Linked DNA regions of Mus musculus: all the other regions are linked to region 3. Evidence: chromatin loops called from intact Hi-C (ENCODE). Cell type or tissue: left cerebral cortex. All regions are shown on one strand.

The links. Hi-C counts contacts between places; a loop is a spot of excess contacts. Peaks named below come from ENCODE experiments on the same cell type or tissue, not always from the same donor. Only the 100,000 strongest peaks of a DNase experiment are listed, where the experiment ranks them.
Region 1: it touches region 3 in a loop (9-fold over the local background); 3 of 42 quality-filtered maps call a loop at or near these places.
Region 2: it touches region 3 in a loop (5-fold over the local background); 2 of 42 quality-filtered maps call a loop at or near these places.

What each region holds. Positions count from the first base shown.
Region 1 is chr2:162,780,141-162,782,640 of GRCm38, forward strand. No RefSeq gene overlaps it. Among named protein-coding and RNA genes, the nearest start is that of Gm22936, 24 kb to the left of the region's middle. In left cerebral cortex, a CTCF peak has its summit at 1,537; a DNase peak (open chromatin) is centred at 1,661; H3K27ac peaks cover 277 bases.
Region 2 is chr2:162,794,860-162,797,359 of GRCm38, forward strand. No RefSeq gene overlaps it. Among named protein-coding and RNA genes, the nearest start is that of Gm22936, 39 kb to the left of the region's middle. In left cerebral cortex, no CTCF peak of the experiment used is centred here; DNase peaks (open chromatin) are centred at 997 and 1,843.
Region 3 is chr2:162,886,114-162,888,613 of GRCm38, forward strand. No RefSeq gene overlaps it. Among named protein-coding and RNA genes, the nearest start is that of Srsf6, 44 kb to the right of the region's middle. In left cerebral cortex, no CTCF peak of the experiment used is centred here; a DNase peak (open chromatin) is centred at 995; H3K27ac peaks cover 527 bases.

The sequences.
Region 1 (2,500 bases), 110 kb before region 3:
TTCGAATCTCGGAGAGTTGTTATAAAAATCAGGCAAGAGGGCTTGAAGCTTTGCAGTTCTGAGACCTTGAGAGAATGTGCTGCATGTGGTTAATAAAAAAGTTTCAGTGTGATGGTTAATATTGACCATCAACTTGACAGGCTCTAGAATCAGCTATAAGTTTCTAGGGATGCCTGGGATAGACTATCTAGATTAGGTTAATTGAGGTTGGTTGTCCCACCTTAACTGTGGGTGGTATCATTTTGTGGGCTGGGTTCCTATCCTAAATAAAAAGAATAAAATGAGCTGAGCACTAACATTCATTGTTTCTGTGAGCACAATGTGACCAGCTACCTCATGCTCATGCCACCATGCCTTCCCCTCCAGCTGTAAGCCAAGAAAAAAAAAAAAAAAAAAAAAAAAAAGAAAGAAAGAGAAAAAAAAAACCCATCCTGTACTGGTTAGTTTCAAATACCAATTTGATACAACCTAGAACCACCTGAGTGAAGAATTATCTAGAACAGATTAGACTTGGGCATGTCTGTGGAGGTCTGTCCTGATTGTTAGTTGATGTAGGAGGACCTAGCCCATTATGGGCGACACCATCCCTTAGGCAGGGAGTATTCAACAATATAAGATAGAAGAAAGCTGGATCCAAGCAACCAAGCAAGAGTGCGTGCACTTAGTTCTCTCTGCTCTTAACTATGGGTATAGTGTGACTAGCTGTTCGAAGTTCATGCCTTGACACACATAACCACAGTGATGGATAATCAGCTGGAACCAAATGAACCCTTCCTCCCTGGCATTGCTTTTTGTCAGAGCTTTTTATCACAACAACAGAAATGAAACTAGAATGTTCCCTTAAGTTGTATTGTTCAGGTATTTGCCGCCGTAGTGAGGAAAGTATAGTCAGCAGGATCCACTGCCATGGGCCTGTGGTGACAGACCAGCAGGGCAGGGGAGGGGTGCCAGGACAAGAGAGAGAGAGAGAGAGGACAAAGGGGGAAGGACACACTCCCAATGATGCTTCCACAACCAGACCCCACCCCCTCACAATTCTACTACATTTCAATAGTCCATTCAGCTTTTGATTCCTTCAGTGGATGAACCCATTGATGAGGACAGAGCCCTTATGATCCAATCATTTCCCCCCAAAGTCCCACAGTTGTGCACTGCTTTCATTGAGAACCAAGACTTTCAGGGAAAACACTTTACAATGAGAGCAAACACTGCCTGAATCGGGTTCCACAACTCCTGCCTTACAGGTCACAGATGCTCTTGCAGCAGCTCAGCAGTAGGCATCACAGCGAGTTACTCCCAGTGTCACCCATACACATTTATGGACCATTAAGAAGACAGAGAACCCACTCCTCCATCCAGGAAGCACATCAAAAGATGCATGTGGACTTCAGGGAAATTAGCTCTCTTGCTACAGGAAGGATCAGTAACCTTCAGGCCACAGGCTTCAGTTCATGTCCCAGATAGAAGATTCAGTCTGGAATGCAAAGATGCTTGAAGACCTCACCTGCTTCAGGGATTAGAGCTGGCCCCAAGCTTGGCCAGAGGAGGCACCAGATGCCAGCAGGAACTCGGGTTCCTTCAGAGCCTCAGGCACATCCCACTCTCCCCTCCCACCTCAAGCCTTTACGCTAGCTTTGTCTTTGTGGGGAAACTGTGCTCCCACCTTCCTGCTTGTTATGGAACGGATGTGAAACGTTCCTCCACAGGCTGCTGATGCTATTTTGGAAAGTTCTAGAAACAGGTGGTGCGGCTCAGCTGGAGGATGTAGGTCACTGAGGACATGCCTTTGAAAGTTACACTTGATCCTCAGCCTGCTTGCATAGTCCTGTCTACTTCCTCGATGCCATGACATGAACTGCTCCTCTCGGCCACACCCTCCCTGTCATAAAGGACTAACATCTGTAAAACTATTGAACACAACCCCTCATCCCTTTAAGCTATTCTCAGGTATTTTGGTCACCGTGATAGAAAGAGATACTAATACACTGCTTAACCCTTAACCCACTCTTCAGATCTCACCTCTAACTGCTAAGAAGCTTTCTTGCATGTATGTACAGATATGTGCATGTCTATGCACATACACACACCCCTAATGCTCTTGCCATCCAGGCAGTTGGTGCCCCAGAGGGAACACAACACAGCCTGACTATGGAACTAAGGACTTTAAAGAGAAGATAAGCCACTATGTCGGGATGGCCAAGTGATCCAAGGTGGTGGCAGACTCAAGCTTGGGCTTCCTATGTTCAGGGTTCCTGGTGTCTACATGGAAATGTGGGTTTAAATCCCTCTTCTAAAGTATAAACTGAATGATGGGGTACACACCTGTAATCCCAGCACTCGGGAGGTTATGGCAGAAAGATCAGAAATCCAAAGTCATTTTTGGCTACACAGAGAGTTTAAGGCCAGCCTAAGCTACAAACTGTCTCAAAACAAACAAACAGACAAACCTAAAAAATGGTCATGTTTAAAGGAGAGATTGCTACACTGTGTATGAGAGGGC
Region 2 (2,500 bases), 91 kb before region 3:
CCAGAATGAATGCACAGGGAGAAGATCTTGAAAACAATCCACATCAGGGAACTTAGCTCAGCCACAGTCACAATGTAAAAGCCAGTCTAGATTATCTCACAGATAACCTTCGCTTTGTGACTGAAAAATTTAGCAGTCCTCTCTTATGCAATAGAAACTGACCGAGTCACCATTGAACACCTATGCTCACTCCTGTTGAACTGAACTCCCTGTGTCCCTATCTTCTCTAGGCCAGGACCCCAGAATCTAGCCCACATTTGAAGAATTTAAACTTCTCTCTCTGCTTTCTGTGATCTCATTTTTGCTTCTTATTATTTGTGCAATGAGGGATTTAACATCTATAAATATCACTCCTTTAGGGTTGTTAGTAATGCTATATATAAATGAGTATAAATGCTCTACAGCAGTTCTAGACATATTAAATATGTTTAATAAATAAGTCAGTCATCCCAGAGTGGTTCTTGAGAAATGGTATAAACATGGCTCCACTGAGGGGCTGCAGAAGGACGGAAGCCCTGTGCTAGAGCACAGTCCACATTTCTTACCATTCTTCCCAGCTCTTGTGTATCCTACCTACCATGAGCTGTCAGCTTTCATTTCCACCCTGATAGATGAAGGCCCCTCATAGTCAGAACTGCGATCTACTGATTTGTATCCGCAGCAGGCAGGCAACACGGTATCAGGAATGGAACACATGCCCAATAGATGTGTATTAAATGGAGGAGTCAACGACACATTCAACAGCTCCATCCCTCAGAGCTAAGATCGGCCATTACCCCAATTCCATAACAGCAGGTACGGTTACCTCTTCAGGGAGGGGAAAGCTATAGTAGTAATAAAGGCCAGATAATTAAAATGCCTCTGGATAAAAACAGAAAGAAAAAAAAAGAATCTCTGGCAAGGATGGAGACAAACATCTAATATTCCAATTGAGTGAGTCAAGCATCTGGCAAAGGGACTGCCCGAAAGAAGGCAGGCTCTCCTCCGTAGCAATGAAAGACTGCTTTCTTTAATAAGATGCTGTACGTTCCCTTCTCTCCCACCTTCTATTCCCTGTGAGCATCATGAGATTAGGCTGGATCTGCTCTCCTTTCTAAGGTCTGAGTCAGATAGGAACAACTCTTCGTTTTCCTTTTCTCTGTCACTTTCTTTCAGATTCTAGCCAGAACCTAATATGTGACTTTTCTAATGCTTTGGGCTTCCTAGCTCTTCCCCATGATGGGGTTGCTTGTCTGCCACGTGTCTGACCTCCATGCCAATTTAAACAGTCTCTCTCTCTCTCTCTCTCTTTCTCTCTCTCTCTCTCTCTCTCTCTCTCTCTCTCTCTCTCTCTCTCTCTCTCTCTTTCTCTCCCTCCCTCCCTCCCTCCCTCCCTCTCTTTCCACCTCTATTTTCTTCCTCCAGGAAGCTAAGATCTACAGTCTTCCTGCCTGAGGATGGGAGATTCTTTTAAACTCTAATAAAATTGCCCTTGAGTTTTAAAATTAAAAACAAAAATGGATGACTTGATCAAACATGCATTGACTAAGTGAACCAAAGAAGGAAAAAGGGAGAAAGAGAAAGGAAGGAGGAAGGACATAGAAGATGTGGGTGTGGGGTCAGACAGGCAGACAGGGGAGAGATAAGGACCTATCTACCCTTGGAAGGATCAAAGGGATGGTGGTTTGTTGATGGACGAATGGAGCCCTCACCATTAAGAATGTCCACTTACCTCACATTTGCTTCTTGTTCAGTGCCCTCTGGTTCTCATTCATTTCTCTCCTTTCATAATCAACTTCAGGGTTTATTTTAAGTGTCCCTTGGAACAAATATCAAAGCCCAAATTGATGTGTGAGGGTTTCTCACATTCTAATTATGGGGCACACTTCTGAGTGACGTAGGAGCTGAGAGGAGCTGAAGAAAGCCCGAGCTGCTGAAAGAAAATGAGATACATGACATTTGGAAAAAGAAGCCAATTTTCTTTAACTGAAACTGTTGCCTCTGTAACCCATATCATAAATCCAATAAACTCACATAATGCTACGGAAAATCTCTCACAAGAAAGGAGGGGGGGAGAAAATACAAGAGAGTCCTTACGTCCCTTTCTAAAGCCGCCCTTCCCTTTTATAAAAACAAATTGCTTTGATCCCTGGGATGGTTATCAAGGCTCAGAGTGCATAGATTCGAATACAGATTCTACTGAGCCCAAGTGGAGTTGACTTTGAAAGTCATAGACTGAATCCTTCCCTGCCTGAGACGGAGATGATAATGCCTACTTCACAGCTGTGGACAGAACCGGATAGCACACAGAAGGCTCTTAGGAATGTGCCAGGCACACGGTGCACACATGACACACATACGCAGTTACCGGTACGATTTGTATGATTCCACATGTGCTCGCAGGACACAAAGAACAGTTCCAGGATCTGGGTGATGTAAGGGTTACAAATAGATCCAGCATTGCTCTGAACACTGCCATCCTCCTCCACTGCCTCGGCCACTAACAGTGTGCACCCTCATC
Region 3 (2,500 bases):
CCACATGGCATGACAGCAAAATAGAAAAGAAACTGTCTAGAAAGAAAATATGTGTAGGAGGGGAAGGGGCAAGAAAATGTAGAGTACAGGGGTCAATGGGGGAACAGTGAAAATAACATACATGTACCAACACTTTTAATTATTTTTAAATGAAATAACAAAGGGCTGGAGATACATCCCCAGCTCAGTACGTAGAGCACTTGGCTAGCGTGCACAATGGCCTGGGTGTTGTTCCCAGCCCCACACAAACCAGTCATGGTGGGGCACACCTGTAATGCCAGAATCAAGAGATGGAGCTAAGAGCGATGGAGCTAAGAGCATCAGCCCAGAAGTTCAAAGTGAATTTGGGCTCTACCTTCAGTCCACCATTTCCTGTTCCCAAGTCGACATCCCCATCAGTTTCTCTGGGACTGAGAGGAATCCTCTGGCAGAAAATGGCAGGTGCCTACTGGAATGCACTTCCTGCAGATCTGGGGACAATAGGTGCCAAGTCCACTGTGAGTTCTTAGTGCAGCCTGCTATGAATCCTAGGAGACAACCAGGTGTGACAGAAACAGTCTATCTCAACCAAGAACTAAGTGTCAGAGCTGAATGGAGAGGAAGGACAGAAAGAGAATGGAGCCAGAAAGTGGGGGTCTTCCTCTATCTGCCTCTGCTCCTCTCATCCCTGGGCACTGTGTACATCTGCCCTTCACCTCCTCTCCCTCCCCAACCTGGAATCTATTTTCTGCTCCATACGTGTTCTTTGTCCCCTCTACACTCCCACATCATCACACCCACCCCTCCTGGCCCTTTATCTCTCCTCCCTGAGGCGCCCATGACACAAAAGCGAAGTTCCTTGCTTAATATTTGTTTACTTGGGAACAGTGAGTTTTATGTACACTGATCTTAATTAAATTCTCAGCAAGTTTCTATTTGTGGATAGAGAGGCATTCTGCCCAAGAAGGGGGCCTTTAAAATTTTGGCATCTTATTACCGTTACACCCAGCACTTGGAAGCAACACCCGGGATTCAGTCTTTCATTTGGGGCCCATGAAACTCGCTGCGTTCTCAGCAATACAGGTTATTGGCAGTTTCCCTCTGGGAGGGATGTGGCTTTTCCTTTCAGACGTCCTAGCATGGTGCTTCAAAAGCCATGGTGACTCGCTGCTCCATCTGTGTGGGCGCCTGATAGATAAAATGCCCCCACAAAGTGCCAGCTGGGGTATCCACCAGAGAATGTTTGATTTCTACCCAAACCACAATCTAGAGTCCTTGCCCTTCCTGTCATTTGCATGAGTCCCCACTAAGTGACTATACCCATAAAGGACACTTCCTCAGCCTCCTGGTGTCTCCTTTCCAACTCATTCTTGGCATAGTTTTCTTTGAGACATTCCCCAAGGTCCCACTGGCTGCCTTGAGCTGTCACCTTATCCTCTATGCTCCCTGAACTTTTGGACCCCTGTTTATATGGCATGCAATTTTCTTGCAACTCGTTTGCTGAAAAAAACCTGGTCATTTGTTCTGATGTGTCCCACCATATAGACTTCATGGATTACATTCCTGTGATATAATGATACTACTAATAATAATAAATAGATAAGAGGTTGAGAACAGTGTAGGAGGCAGAGGTTGAAGGATCCCTGAATGCTTGCTAGCCAACGAATCTAGCCAATCAGTGAGCTCCAGGTTCAGTGAAAAATGCTGTCTGCAAAAGCAAGATGGAGAGTGATTGAAGAAGACACCCAACATCAACCCCTAGCCTCTATGTGCACACACCTGTGGAAACATATGTATATACATACACTACACACAGAGAGAGACAAGCACACACACACACATGCACATACAAATTAGACTAAAATTCTACAAAAAAAAAGACACTAGGAGCACCATGCAGGGAGCCCACTGTGGGATTCAAGCCCTACTCTGTCAACTGTAGTAGGATATGTGGAACATGGTGGTCTCCTCCTCTGAGTCTCAGCTTCCTCACCTGGTCAATAGGAGCTGCAACATCCTGTCCTGTGACCCACCGTCCTGCAACAAGAGCCGAACAGAAAGATGAAAAGCTTTCATTTCAATAGATAGATGTGTGCATGTTAGAACTAAGGATGCTGCTCTTGCGGGAATTCCAAACACACCTGAATCCATTCAGACGACTCCTGGGGCCCTAGAGGGTCCATCCAATCCTGCAGGCAAAAGGACAGAGCCAGACTCCCAGCAACCTCTCCTTCTCAGTGTTGCCCATATCCAGGAAAATCCCTTCCGCTAAAGAAAGAAGATTTAGAGGCCCTTTCCTGACTTTGGTGTGAATGTGCCTCTCCGCAAGCAGCCAGGAAGCTGAGGGGCCAAGAGCACGTGTTCCGTGCCCGTATACAGCCTCACGCTCAGATGAGGACCCTGTGCCCATATACAGCCTCACACCCAGATGAGGACCCAGGAATTCTCTGTCTAAATGGCCCTGAGTCTGCATACAGGCTTGCTAATCTCCAGTAATGTCTTTCCTGTCTAAAGTGAGTGG